2 separate regions of the Homo sapiens genome follow, and region 2 is linked to region 1. A link is a contact called in ENCODE Hi-C or POLR2A ChIA-PET data. All regions are on one chromosome and are shown on one strand. Each heading gives the region's core, a stretch centred on a gene start or an enhancer-like site at or near the end of the contact. The rest is flanking DNA. Distances are from core to core; before and after follow the strand shown. Region 1 holds the start of SERPINB6 (serpin family B member 6). Region 2 holds the start of TUBB2B (tubulin beta 2B class IIb).

Region 1 (5,924 bases), core at 1,727-4,226:
TAGTTTATTGAGTCTTCCGTTCCCTGCGCTGCCTATCTCTGGGGTCCTTTTGTTATGGTGGCTGGTGTTTGCTTTATTTTATTTAGGTCTCTCTTTTGTACCTAGACTTTCCAAACATTCCTAACAACCCTTGGATGTCAGTACATAGTTAAGAGGAAAACACAAACAATGCTGGAAGTTCTGTTTACATGGAGGAAGTTCTGTTTACATGGACAGGACATGTCAGCTGGGAGCTTCACTGCAGTGTGCTCAAGGGATCAGCAGCTTTTTTGTCCGGGAACCAGCAAATGGGAGAACTCTTCGGTGTGGCTATCGGTGGTGTTCTGGAAGGAGATGGGGTGGAAGCAGATGGGGGTCGGGGGGCTTCTACTGGATCTGTAATCCCCTCACGTCCCCACTGCCTCCCCCACAGTGCCTGCAGGACCCTGAGTTTGAGCATTTTCATTATCACTTCGCAATAATGCATAAACACTGAACAATTAATCATAAAAAAGATTGGAGAGATCCAAATCCTAAAAGGAAAGAAAAAATAAATCCACATTTAAAGTTTACCACTCAAGATACTCCAAATATCAACAAATTATAAACAATCTAGTGAGATTTTTCTATCGAGGGCTTTCTGTTATCCTTTCAGCAAACGTGTGAGTAACAAGGATGCCTGTTTCACAGTCACGTTGCAAACTCAAGACCTGTCAATGGCTTTTTAAGGACCTACTTCTTTAGCTTCAGTAAATAAGATAGCTAAGTGTCCTTCATATATATATGTGAATACACATGTATATATGTACATAGACAAATATTTATGCAAAATTAATTGTTTCAAAATTTAAAAACTATACCATTTAAAAATAAAAAATGATATTTAATCACAGACATAAAAACTGGATATTAAAGTCTTATTAATGAACAATTTTATGTATTTTTTAAACAAGCCTAACAAATCTATCCTGGCATCACTTTTTTTTTCCTGTAGCATCACCAGTAACTGAGCAATGTTCACAATTGATTTTATTCAACTAATCAAGTCTTAATTTTTTTTTAGGTGTCACTATTGAATTGTGCTTCTCAACTTCTATTAAGGATGCCTTTATTTCCTACTAAATTTAACCATTTAAAGACTGGTTTAATGGAAACTTGGACTTCCTGCTTTGTCCCTCTGTTTCCTTGTGCAGTGTGTATGTGTGTGTGTGTGTGTGTTGTGTGTGTATGTGTTTAATATATCTGAGCAGCCTAACATATAAATGGGAGTTAAACATTATTTTCAGGCTAGGCGCAGTGGCTCACATCTGTAATCCCAGCACTTTGGGAGGCCAAGGCGGGCAGATCACGAGGTCAGGAGTTTGAGACCAGCCTGGCCAGCATGGTGAAACCCCATTGCTACTAAAAATACAAAAATTAGCCAGGTATGGAGCCCGGGAGGTGGAGGTTGCAGTCAGCCGAAATCGCACCACTGCACTCCAGCCTGGCAAAAAAAAAAAAAAAAAAAATTTTCTTTCTTTGGATGCCTTGGCTTAATCCCAAGTGCAGTAAGCCTGGAAATGTAAGGTGTGTGGTCTTCCCTGGGACCGTACAACATCTGCTTGGGTGCCCTTATTATTACATATGTGGAAAAGAATGTTGGTTCTATTCATGCTAATTTCACTCTACTGTTACTGGTCCGTGTTAACTGTTTCATGCTGAATTGTAATAAAATGCATTGGAATTGGCCTTAACTTAAAATACTTAGTTTACATAGTCGAGTATGACCAAAGTACTTTTCTCTTTGGTGGCACATCACAATGGATGCAATTACTCAGATACGGTCCTGAAATGAGAACAAACGCCATCTATGCTGATAACAGCAGTCACTGGTGTTAATCCCAGCACACATAAAAGCCCCAGCAATACAAGGCCGGCCCAGGACCTTAACTAGAAGGTCACTGAACACATCAGATCTCATCGCATCAGGCCTGACCCCCACCAGAAAGGATGCAGGCAGCTGCAGGGCTGTCATTAGGCACGAGAGCATCCCAGAAAGCAAAAGTGCCCAAAAAATGGACTCAGATGCCCCCTCGCATCTGAGTATTCCTGACAGCATGTGAACATTAATTATTAATTTTCTGTACCTCAGTTTTCCGAAGCCAATCTTTAGGACAAAAAAAAAAAAAAAAAAAAGGAAGAAAATAACTTAAATGCCAATTTGTAGTTAAAGTTTCCTCTTTGCCTTGAAGACATCAAAGCCTGTAATAGTTTGCCTGTAGGGAGTTTAATTCAAACACAGAGCGGTAAGGAGATCCGGGCTGGTCCACACGATCGTCTCCACAGGTCTGGGCGACCTGAAAGTGCTGCGGATTGGCCAAGCCCAGCACGGCCAGTCCAGTGAACACACGCAGGGGGCCCGGATGGCACCGTTTGGCGCCGAACCCCTCGGCCTCTCTCCGCCTCCCGCCCGGCTCCTAACACCCGGCGCCCCAAGACTGAGCACGCGTCCTCCGGGTCGCGGAGCGGGCGAGGGGTCACCGAGGCCGCGGGGCCGACCGGGGTCACCTGTGGCCCGGGAGGCTCTGCGCCGCCCCCATCCCGCGCCGGCCGCCTCTTCCGTGGGCGCTGGGCCTGGGCGCCCGGGGTCCTCGGGTCCGCGGCGTCACCGGCCGGGCTCGCGGCCACGCACGACTCACCCGGCCGCGTCGCCGTTCTCTGCCGCTGCGAGGCTCCGGAAGGGAACCCAAGCCGGACGCTCGCCCGGGCCCCCGCCCCGCTGGGACTGCTGGGGTCACAGCCCCGCGCGGCCACGCCCCATTCTCGGGGCTCCAGCGTCCCCGCGCGCCGTCGACCCACGCGCGTTCCCGGCCCCGCGCGACCCCCACCCTGCCCCCCTCCCCGCTCGCGCCCCCGGCTTTCCCGACTTTGGAGCGACAAACCCAAGCCAGCGTGTCCGAGCGGCTCCCAAGCCAGACACGTACTCCAGAGCGGGGAGCGAGCGAGCAGAACGGCGGGCAGAGGCGCCGGAGCCGCCCCGGACCTCAAATACTCGCGGGGAGGCGGGCGGAGTCCCGGGTCTCGAGCTACCGTCGCCCGTCCGGAGCGCGAAGGGAGAGGCGGGGCGGGACGTGCGGGTCAACCCCACCCGCCAGCCGGAGGGGCCGCGAGTCCTGCCCGGAGGCCTTGACTTTGACCACAGTACAGGGCCCCACCAGCGTGTTTATGGTGCCTCTGTGGAGACTGAATGCTGGCCTGTTTCCAGAAAAGGGCCGGCTCCTGATACACGGCCATCCACTGGGGAGTGCAGAACACGCATTTAAAAATGAGCAGACTAGATACAGGTCACAAAGACTTTGCTGATGAAACAGCTTGCGGCAAAGAAGCCAGCCAGGGGCGGGCGCGGGGCTCACGCCAGTAATCCCAACACTGGGAGGCCGAGGCAGGCGGATCACTGGAGGTCAGGAGTTCCAGACCAGCCTGGCCAACATGGCAAAACCCCGTCTCTACTAAAAATACAAAAATTAGCCGAGTGTAATGGCGCGTGCCTGTAATCTCAGTTGCTGGGGAAGCTGAGGCAGGAGAATCACTTGAACCCGGGAGGCAGAGGCTGCAGTGAGCCGAGATGGCGCCACCGCACTCCAGTCTGGTCCGTCTCAAAAAAAAAAAAAAAAAAAAAAAAAAAAAAAGTAGACTAAATAGCTTTTGCAAAGCAAAAGGAATAGTCAAGCAGAGTAAACAGACAACCTACAGAGTGGGAGAAAATCTTCACAATCTATACATCCGACAAAGCAGTAATATCCAGAATCTACAAGAAACTCAAACAAATTAGCAAGAAAAAAAAATCCCATCAAAAAGTGGGCTGGCATGAATAGACAGTTCTCAAAAGAGGATATGCAAATGGCCAACAAACAAGAAAAAATGCTCAACATCACTAATGATTAGGGAAATGCAAATCAAAACCACAATGTGATACCACCTTACTCCCGCAAGAGTGGCCTTAATCAAAAAATCAAAAACTCAAAAAATAATAGATGTTGGCGTGGATTTGGTGAAGAGGGAACACCTCTACACTGCTGATGGATAGTACAACCACTGTGGAAAATAGTATGGCGATTCCTTAAATAACTAAAAATAGAACTACCATTTGATCCAGCAATCCCACTACTGGGTATCTACGCAGAGGAAAATAAGTCATTATACAAAAAAGATACTTGCACACGCATGTTAATAGCAGCACAATTCGTAATTGCAAAAACATGAAACCAACCCAAATGCCCATCAATCAAAGAGTGGATAAAGAAACTGTGGTATGCGTATACGGTGGAATGCTACTCAGCCATAAAAAGGAATGAATTAATGGCATTGGCAACCTGGATGGGATTGGAGACTGTTGTTCTAAGTGAAGTAACTCAGGAATGGAAAACCAAACATTGTATGTTCTCACTCATAAGTAGGACCTAAACTATGAGGATACAAAGGCATAAGAATGATACAATGGACTTTGGGGACTTGGGGGAAAAGGGTGGGAAGGGAGTGAGGGATAAAAGGCTACAAATTTGAGTTCAGTGTATACTGCTAAGGTGATAGATGCACCAGAATCTCACAAATCACCACTAAAGAACTTACTTGGCAGGGCGCAGTGGCTCATGCCCGTAATCTCAGCACTTTGGGAGGCCAAGGCAGGCAGATCATGAGGTCAGGAGTTCGAGACCAGCCTGGCCAGCATGGTGAAACCCCCGTCTCTACTAAAAATATAAAAAAATTAGGCATGGTGGCACACATCTGTAGTGCCAGCTACTGAGGAGGCTGAGGCAGGAGAATTGCTTGAATCTAGCAGGCGGAGGTTGGTTGCAGTGAGCTGAGATCATGCCACTGCACCCCAGCCTGGGCAACAGAGCAAGACCCCATCTCAGGAAAAAAAAAAAAAAGCTTGCCATGTAACCAAATACCACGTGTTCTCCAAAAAACTATGGAAATAAAAAAACTAAAATATATATTAAATTTAAAAATAAATGTATATAAATGAGCAGAGCCCACATCATTGAGCCGTGTGTTCAAGGACTTCCAGTTCTCTCCAGGCATAGGAATTAGACCCCAGGGTACTGACAGGTTAGCCAAGTAAGTATGAAAACTCCATCTGCCATCTCAGACAGAGCAGTCTTGGAAAACAGAAACATCTAGCATAAATGGAAGTAGGGAAGATACTAGCCAGGTGTTTTACATGAGTTCAATTTTGAGAACTCAAGCTGTTTTACTCCCTCTGTGCTTACCCTAAGGCAGAGTTTCTCAACTGCGACACTGTTGACCGCATGAACCCGATAACTTGTGGTTGTGGGGGCTGTCCTGCCATCACACATGTTTCACAGAATCTCTGGAGGAGATTCACCAAGTGGATGCCAGGAGCAAACCACACGCCCCTCCCTAGTTGTGGCTTAATTAGTCTTAAGTGATATAAATTGCGAATATTTCCCCCAGCTTGTCATCTGTTTTCTGACATTGCTTCTGGTGATTTTGGCATACACTCTTTTAATGTAGTCAACTTTAATGATTTTTCCTTTATTGTTTCTGAGTCGTAGTTAGAAAAACTTTCTCTATTCACAAGGAGCAATCTCTTTTTTTTTAAAAAAAAGAATAATCTCTAGATTATAGAGTTCACTAATGTTTTCTTCTAGTATTTGCACAGTTTTATTTTTTATATTTAGATTGCTGATCCCTTTAAAGTTTATTCTGGTGTATGGGAAATATAGATCCAATTTTAACTCGCTTTCAAGTGACTTTCAGTTTTTCCACCTCTGTTTATTGAAAAACCATTTTCACTAATGTCTTCACATGCCACCTATGTTATATATCAAATAGCTGCATATACTTGGGTCTGATTCTGAACTTTCTAAACTTTCTATTTGGTTCTGTTGGTCAGATTCTTTCAGTTATAGAGGTTTTCTCTTATGATTCAATATCTCGTA
Region 2 (5,924 bases), core at 751-3,250, 260 kb after region 1:
CGGACCCCGTGCCGCCCCCCAGAGAGTGGGTCAGCTGGAAGCCCTGGAGACAGTCACAGCTCTCTGACTCCTTCCTCACCACATCCAGGACCGAGTCGACCAGCTCGGCTCCCTCTGTGTAGTGGCCCTTGGCCCAGTTATTCCCGGCTCCACTCTGGCCTGCCAGAGGGAAAGAGAAATCTTAAGTCACCGGTGATTGTACTAAATACCTTACCTCAAACCCCTCAATATAGATCAGTGAGTCAATGCTCAGATAAGACTATTTCAGATTATCACCAAAATGGCCAAACGTTAAAATATTTGTTCATGAATATAATTATAAATAAGGAAGGCCAGGACACCAAGCTCTTAGCAGCTGAAAGGCAAACAATTTTACACTATATTAAAGCTAAGTTGGCACACCGCGGATGTTCTTCATGCTTTCCCTCTGGCAATCACACCTCTTCAGCCTCCACTGCCCAGCGTAAAATGAATCCCTCATGCTCTCAGCCACACCAGGCACTCACCAAACACGAAATTGTCTGGTCTGAAGATCTGGCCGAATGGTCCAGACCTAACCGAATCCATCGTGCCTGGCTCCAGATCCACGAGGATGGCCCGAGGAACATATTTGTTACCTGCAAGGAACAACAGTGACTTAGACCCTCAGGCAAGGACCTCTGCAGAGAAGGGCTTGGCGCCTGCTGCCATCATGCAGATGTTGCCCCAAACAAAGGGAGACCCACCATCAGGTTCTCAAAGGGCTCTGTTGGCATAAGGAAGCCCAATGAAATACTGCAGGGAAAGAGCGGGGATCCTAAACTGAATAGTCCACCCTCTCCCAGGGCCACACCCCTGGGGTCCCACGCAAGGGAAAGGGGAGAAGGTGGAAAAACTGAAGGGAGTGGGGGTGGGGCAAGGGTGATTACCAGTGGCTTCATTGTAGTAAACATTGATTCTCTCCAGCTGCAAATCACTGTCTCCATGGTAACTGCCAGTGGGGTCAATCCCATGCTCATCACTGATGACCTCCCAAAACTGAGACAGAAAGGCTGCATTTAGCCATGAACGATGCCCCCAGAAACGCCAAGGCTCACAATGAAATGTCCCCGACTCAGTTCCGACAACCCAACATTTCAGGAGCTTGAAGCTTTAAAGGGCGTCGTGACCCGGGCACAGCCGCGGGGCTTGTATTTTGCAGGTTCAGAAAGTTGAAACTGGGCGTTTCCCAGGCAAACAGCTGCCGCTCGCGGGGGGAGGTAGGGGTCGAGGGGGTAAGGACCAGCCAAAGCCGGGCAGTGGCGGAGCTTGGCGCACTGGTCGCAGCCCCAGGCTGCGGCAGGAGGCGAGGGCACAGGGACTGCAGCCCGCCAGGAGCGGGTGGGCGGGGAAAGAGGAACGCAAAGGAGCTAAAGGACCGCGGTTTTAGATTCAAAGCACGTCCTGAGACCGCAAGACAATCGCTCTCCTCCCCTCCCCCGGCAGCTCGACTCCGGTTCAAGCGAGTACAATTAATCCTCCTGGTGTCCCAGCCCCTCGCGCGGAGCGCCGCGCACAGCCTCGCGGACACACCCTCGTCTTCTCCAGGCACGCGTGCCTGCCAAGCAGCCAGCGCGGAGGGAGGCCGAGGGGGTGACGGGGACTCCAAATGAGTTACAGCAGAAAGAAAGAGAGGTGCCCCCTCCGTCCGCGAAAGTCACCTCCTAGCCCAGGCCACACTCGGCGGCACAAAGCGGCCAGGAAGGTCTGCATTTGGCGATCCCCAGGCCTTCCCAGGACCGCGCCTGGGGACCCCGAGGGGCTCTCGGCCCAGGTTCGCGCCCCCATTGGACCCCCTCCGCTGCGGCGCGCCCACCTTGGCGCCGATCTGGTTGCCGCACTGGCCCGCCTGGATGTGCACGATCTCACGCATGGTGCCTCGTCAGCGTCCTCCTGGTCCGGCGGCGTCTGGGTCTGTCCGTCCTCCCCTCACACACCCACTGCGGGGTCACCGGGAAGGCGCTCGGGAACCGACGGGCTGAGAGCGCCGGCCCCGCGGGCTCCGGCTTTTATGCAAGGAGGGTGGGGCGGCCGGCACAGGCCGCGCCCCCAGCCCGAGCCCCCCAGTCCCCTTCGCGCTGGCGCTCTCCAGGCCCGGCTGACGTAATGCTCCGAGCCCTAGGGACCGTCCGGGGGGCTGGACCACCGGCCCGCGGCCAATCAGAGCGGGCGTGCCGACCGGGAGAGGGGTGGGGGCTACCGGGAGTATGGTGGGGGCGTGCGCATTGTCTGGGGCTGTGGTGGGGGTCTGGGTATGGGGATATGGGGGAACAGTGAAGAAAAGGAGGGTGAGAGGGCGGCGAGGCGAGGGCCACCAGCGCGTCCTGACCGGGGTGGGGGCAGAGCTGGCACCGGATGGGAACGATGGAGGACTGGAGCATGTGGAGAAGCCGTCAGGTGCTCCAGTGCCGGCAGGTGGGAGGGCTGAGGTGGCACAGGCTGCTCCGCCACCTCGGACTGCGGCTCCTACTCGGCCACTGGCCAGAGTCCCTCCAGCCAACTGCCCCTGGTGAGACCACCGTCTTTTTCCTCAACCCTGGAGGCCAGCGACTGCCCAGGCGGCGCTCCGTCTCACAGAGGCCTGGGGGAGGACAGGTGGCCCCAGAAGGAAGTCGTGCTTGATGGCAACCGGGACACCTGCGGCCCATGAACACCAGCGCGGCCTCCGCCCCCGCCCCAGCGTGGGCCTGCTTTCTCCTTTGTCTGTCTTGGGCTGGTAGCTCCTCTCACTGCGCCGCAGCATCTAGGGGTGAAGCGACCTCGGAGCCCCTCAGCCCTGCCCGACCCTCTCCGGGAGTGCATAACGCCCCTGCTGGTACCCAGGAGCCCTCTGCCCCGGGGGTTGACTTTTGTTGCTCGCTAGTGATGGAGTGGGAGTGGCCGGTGGCGCTGCACTGACCGTCCGGAGGGCAGAAAGAGGGTGGGGTCCCGGGGGCGGGGCTGTCGGCGGAACAAAGGGCTCTCAGAAACGTGGGATACGCTGTGTAACCCAGTATTTAAAACCACACGACAGGCGCCCCACCCCCCCACCCCGCCCTCGGATTCAGTTCATCTATTGTCAAGTAAGAGGGTGGGTTCCAAGGGTGGCCCAAGCCCGAGTAACAAACTTTCTTATCTTCCATCGCGGCGACCTGGAGGTCCGAGGCTTCGTGCTGCGGTTGAAGGGTGGGGAATACGACTAAAAACTGCAGCCCAGCGCGCGCGAGACGACCCAAGACCCACGCGCACTCGCACGAGCGCGTGCACAGACTTGGAGCACAGACCCTCCCTTCAGATCCGCAGTCTCTAGGTACTGAGGCAGGAACTGGTCTCTTTGTTACTTTTCGCGCGCGCGTGTGTGTGTGTGTGTGTGAGAGAGAGAGAGAAAGAGAGAGAGAGAGAGACTAATCCTGCGTGCGTTTGAGGGCGGGAGGGGAAAGGGTGTCAGAAACGTTCACTGCACAACCTGTTCCCTGCAATTCGATGACTGAAGCGCGCCGCCCCACACTTCGGAAGGGCCGTTGGCGAGGTGACGTGACCTCTTTCATCCCCTGGCGAGAAAGGCCGAATGACCCGGGCGCACGCGGCGGAGCTCAGCCTGCAGCTGTTGAGCGAGACCCTCCCAGAACTATCAGCAAGCTGTCATCGCCTCCCTTTCCCGCTGTGGGGTGGAGGGTGGGGGGTTCAAGTCGATTCCAATGTACAAAGAGAAGTAGCGAGAACAAAAGCCCAGGCGCCCCCAAACATCCAGGGCGCCCAGACTGGAGCTCGCCGGCCGGTATTCCAGACCCGGCCGGCGTGCCCGGGTGAGGGTGGGGTCTACCGAGAGGCAGAGAGCAGCGGAGGGTCTGTCCACATGCCCTGCTCTCCCGGTACCAAGGTCTCGGGGCCTGACCTCCGAGTTTCTAATCCAGATCCTGCAGATGCCGAAACGTCGAGGGCTAGCAATTCCCAAGGTCATACAGCAAGTTGAGGACAGGGCTCGGACTGGAATCTCGTCTTTTGGGCACACCAGACCTCAGGGAAAGTGACCGCATCTCGGCCAAAAGGGCTGTGGCAGGTGTCAGCCTCGAGGTGGCGGCTCTGGTGGGACCAAGCTGCGCCGGAAGGAACAGAGCTAGGGCGGCACCCGCGCGGCGAGTGTAGACACACTCGGAGCGGTCACCCCCTCGCTGCGAGCTCCCAGGAGCAACCCTGATGCTCAGCGCTGGGGGGTGGGGTTGGGGGCCGCTCAGCTCCATGCTGAGTAACTTGAGCTGGCCGCCTGCCTCCTTCATCTAACCAATTCATTTCTCAGCTTCTGTTTCCGAGCCAAATCTCCATTCAGTGCCCGGGTGAAAACGCGTGTTCAAGATCATATAGATAGATGAAAAGACCCTTTCCTCTCAGGTTTCTTTTAAAGGGGTTGGTTTGGGATAGGATGAGGCTGGAAATCATCCTTCTGAAAGCCCAGAGTGCCCTTGGGGACACTTTTGGCCCAAGATCTGCTTTCCTTTCAAGCATTTTGCTCGAATTGTCCCCACACCCCTGCCCCTTCCGGGCAGCCAGTCTTGTTAACCGGTCTACATCGCACCCCCACCCCCACCCCCACTGGAATTGTGATGCTGCACATTTTTATTTTCACAAGGAGCCGATTTTGTGTTAAAATGTTGACAACAGCCACACCTTTCCCTGAAGTCTTTCAGTTTATCTGATAACCCTTAAACAAAAAAATCATTCTTAATCCATGTAGCTCGCATAAAGAGACTGGTACCCGGCTTTCAAAGAAAAAAAAAGTCGTTTTCAGTTGGGTCCCCAGCATTTCTGTCTATTCATTATATGCAATGCGTCTCAATCTAGGTCATCGTATATCAGGCACGAAGATTTCGGGGCAACATATTTCATGATCTCTTAATGTTAGTCTTGATGATGTACTAACATTTAAAAATTTTCCCTTCCAGAGACAATTGTAGAAATATTGCTGCATAAAATACAATTCAACATTTGTTTTATACGTAATCTATTGCGTGACTGAGGTGAGCAAGATATCCCTTAAACTATTAAAATTATATTTGCTTTCACAATTTTCAGATTACTTTCAACGGCATGTCCTCAAGTGAATTTGCATTTCTCTATTACACACACAGTCATTGTTTGAAGAAGTCTGATAGAAAAGAGGCTTTATATAGTAGTAAATTTTTAAAGCACTGTTTTCATAATGTAGCATATATTTTTGACACATTTATTGAAATTACTAGACATTTAGCATTAGGGTTCTTCACTGCTTGCCAGGATTCACCGCTTAAAACCCCAAAAACCCAGCCCGCAGCCCCCATAGCTGGCTCTGCAGCCGAGATGCACGCGGTTTCCTAGGCAACCGACACTTAGCCAATGAATGAAGAGGAGTTGAAAGAAAGAGACTGCAAATCCATCATTATTTCCTTACACACACACACGCACACACACACACACACACACACACACACACATCACCTCTTCTCATAGCTCTCCATTTAGAAATATTGGAAAGCTACCAATCCTAGCATTTATGTAAAAGAGCCAAATGCCCGGGGCATGGGGGCTAGGAAGCGGTCGCAGCCCCATACTGTGACTGCGGAAAGGACACAGTGGAGGAAGCTCCCGGGATCCGCCAAGATCTGCGCCTTCTCAGCTTTGTCGCTCCCCAGTTTCTATTCCATTGCCCTCCCCCTTCCCCCCAGGCCTTCCCTCCTCCGCCTGGGAAGCCAGCGGCCCCGGCGGAGCTGCCCGGCACTGTTTAGTCGCAGGGGCTGCGGGGTGGCAGCCTCAGAGCCCTGTCCTTCCGCAGCCGTGGGCCCCGCAGGGACCAGCCAAGCAGGGCAACCAAAAGCTGGAACCAGCAGCGAAAACCCCGAGCCCACGAACGCAGCGCAGTGCGGGAACACTTGCCCTTTGTTCCTCAGTAAGGC

The links. A loop is a pair of places that touch in the nucleus more often than their neighbours do. ChIA-PET counts read pairs that join two places held with the same protein, here RNA polymerase II (POLR2A). Pooled maps may share reads with other maps.
Region 2: a pooled map shows a loop between it and region 1 (2.6-fold over the local background). The contact joins the promoter of TUBB2B here to the promoter of SERPINB6 in region 1. A Hi-C loop is called at or near these places in 1 of 168 maps with a recorded cell type or tissue (OCI-LY7), 1 of 37 single-sample maps with no recorded cell type and 1 of 50 pooled maps. POLR2A ChIA-PET finds 5 or more read pairs at or near these places in 3 of 52 experiments (BJ, WTC11 and activated CD4-positive, alpha-beta T cell).

Annotation. Positions count from the first base shown.
Region 1 is chr6:2,968,591-2,974,514 of GRCh38, forward strand. SERPINB6 (serpin family B member 6) reads right to left here and starts at 2,977. Exons shown (of 7, transcript NM_004568.6): 1 at 2,943-2,977. RefSeq lists an enhancer at 2,758-3,282.
Region 2 is chr6:3,225,653-3,231,576 of GRCh38, forward strand. It overlaps TUBB2B (tubulin beta 2B class IIb), which reads right to left and starts at 2,001. Exons shown (of 4, transcript NM_178012.5): 1 at 1,835-2,001; 2 at 909-1,017; 3 at 507-617; 4 at 1-159. The coding sequence starts at 1,891. It overlaps LOC100422781 (a long non-coding RNA gene), which reads left to right and starts at 5,751. Exons shown (of 2, transcript NR_147505.1): 1 at 5,751-5,924. RefSeq lists enhancers at 984-1,644, 1,645-2,303, 3,599-4,155 and a silencer at 1,908-2,197.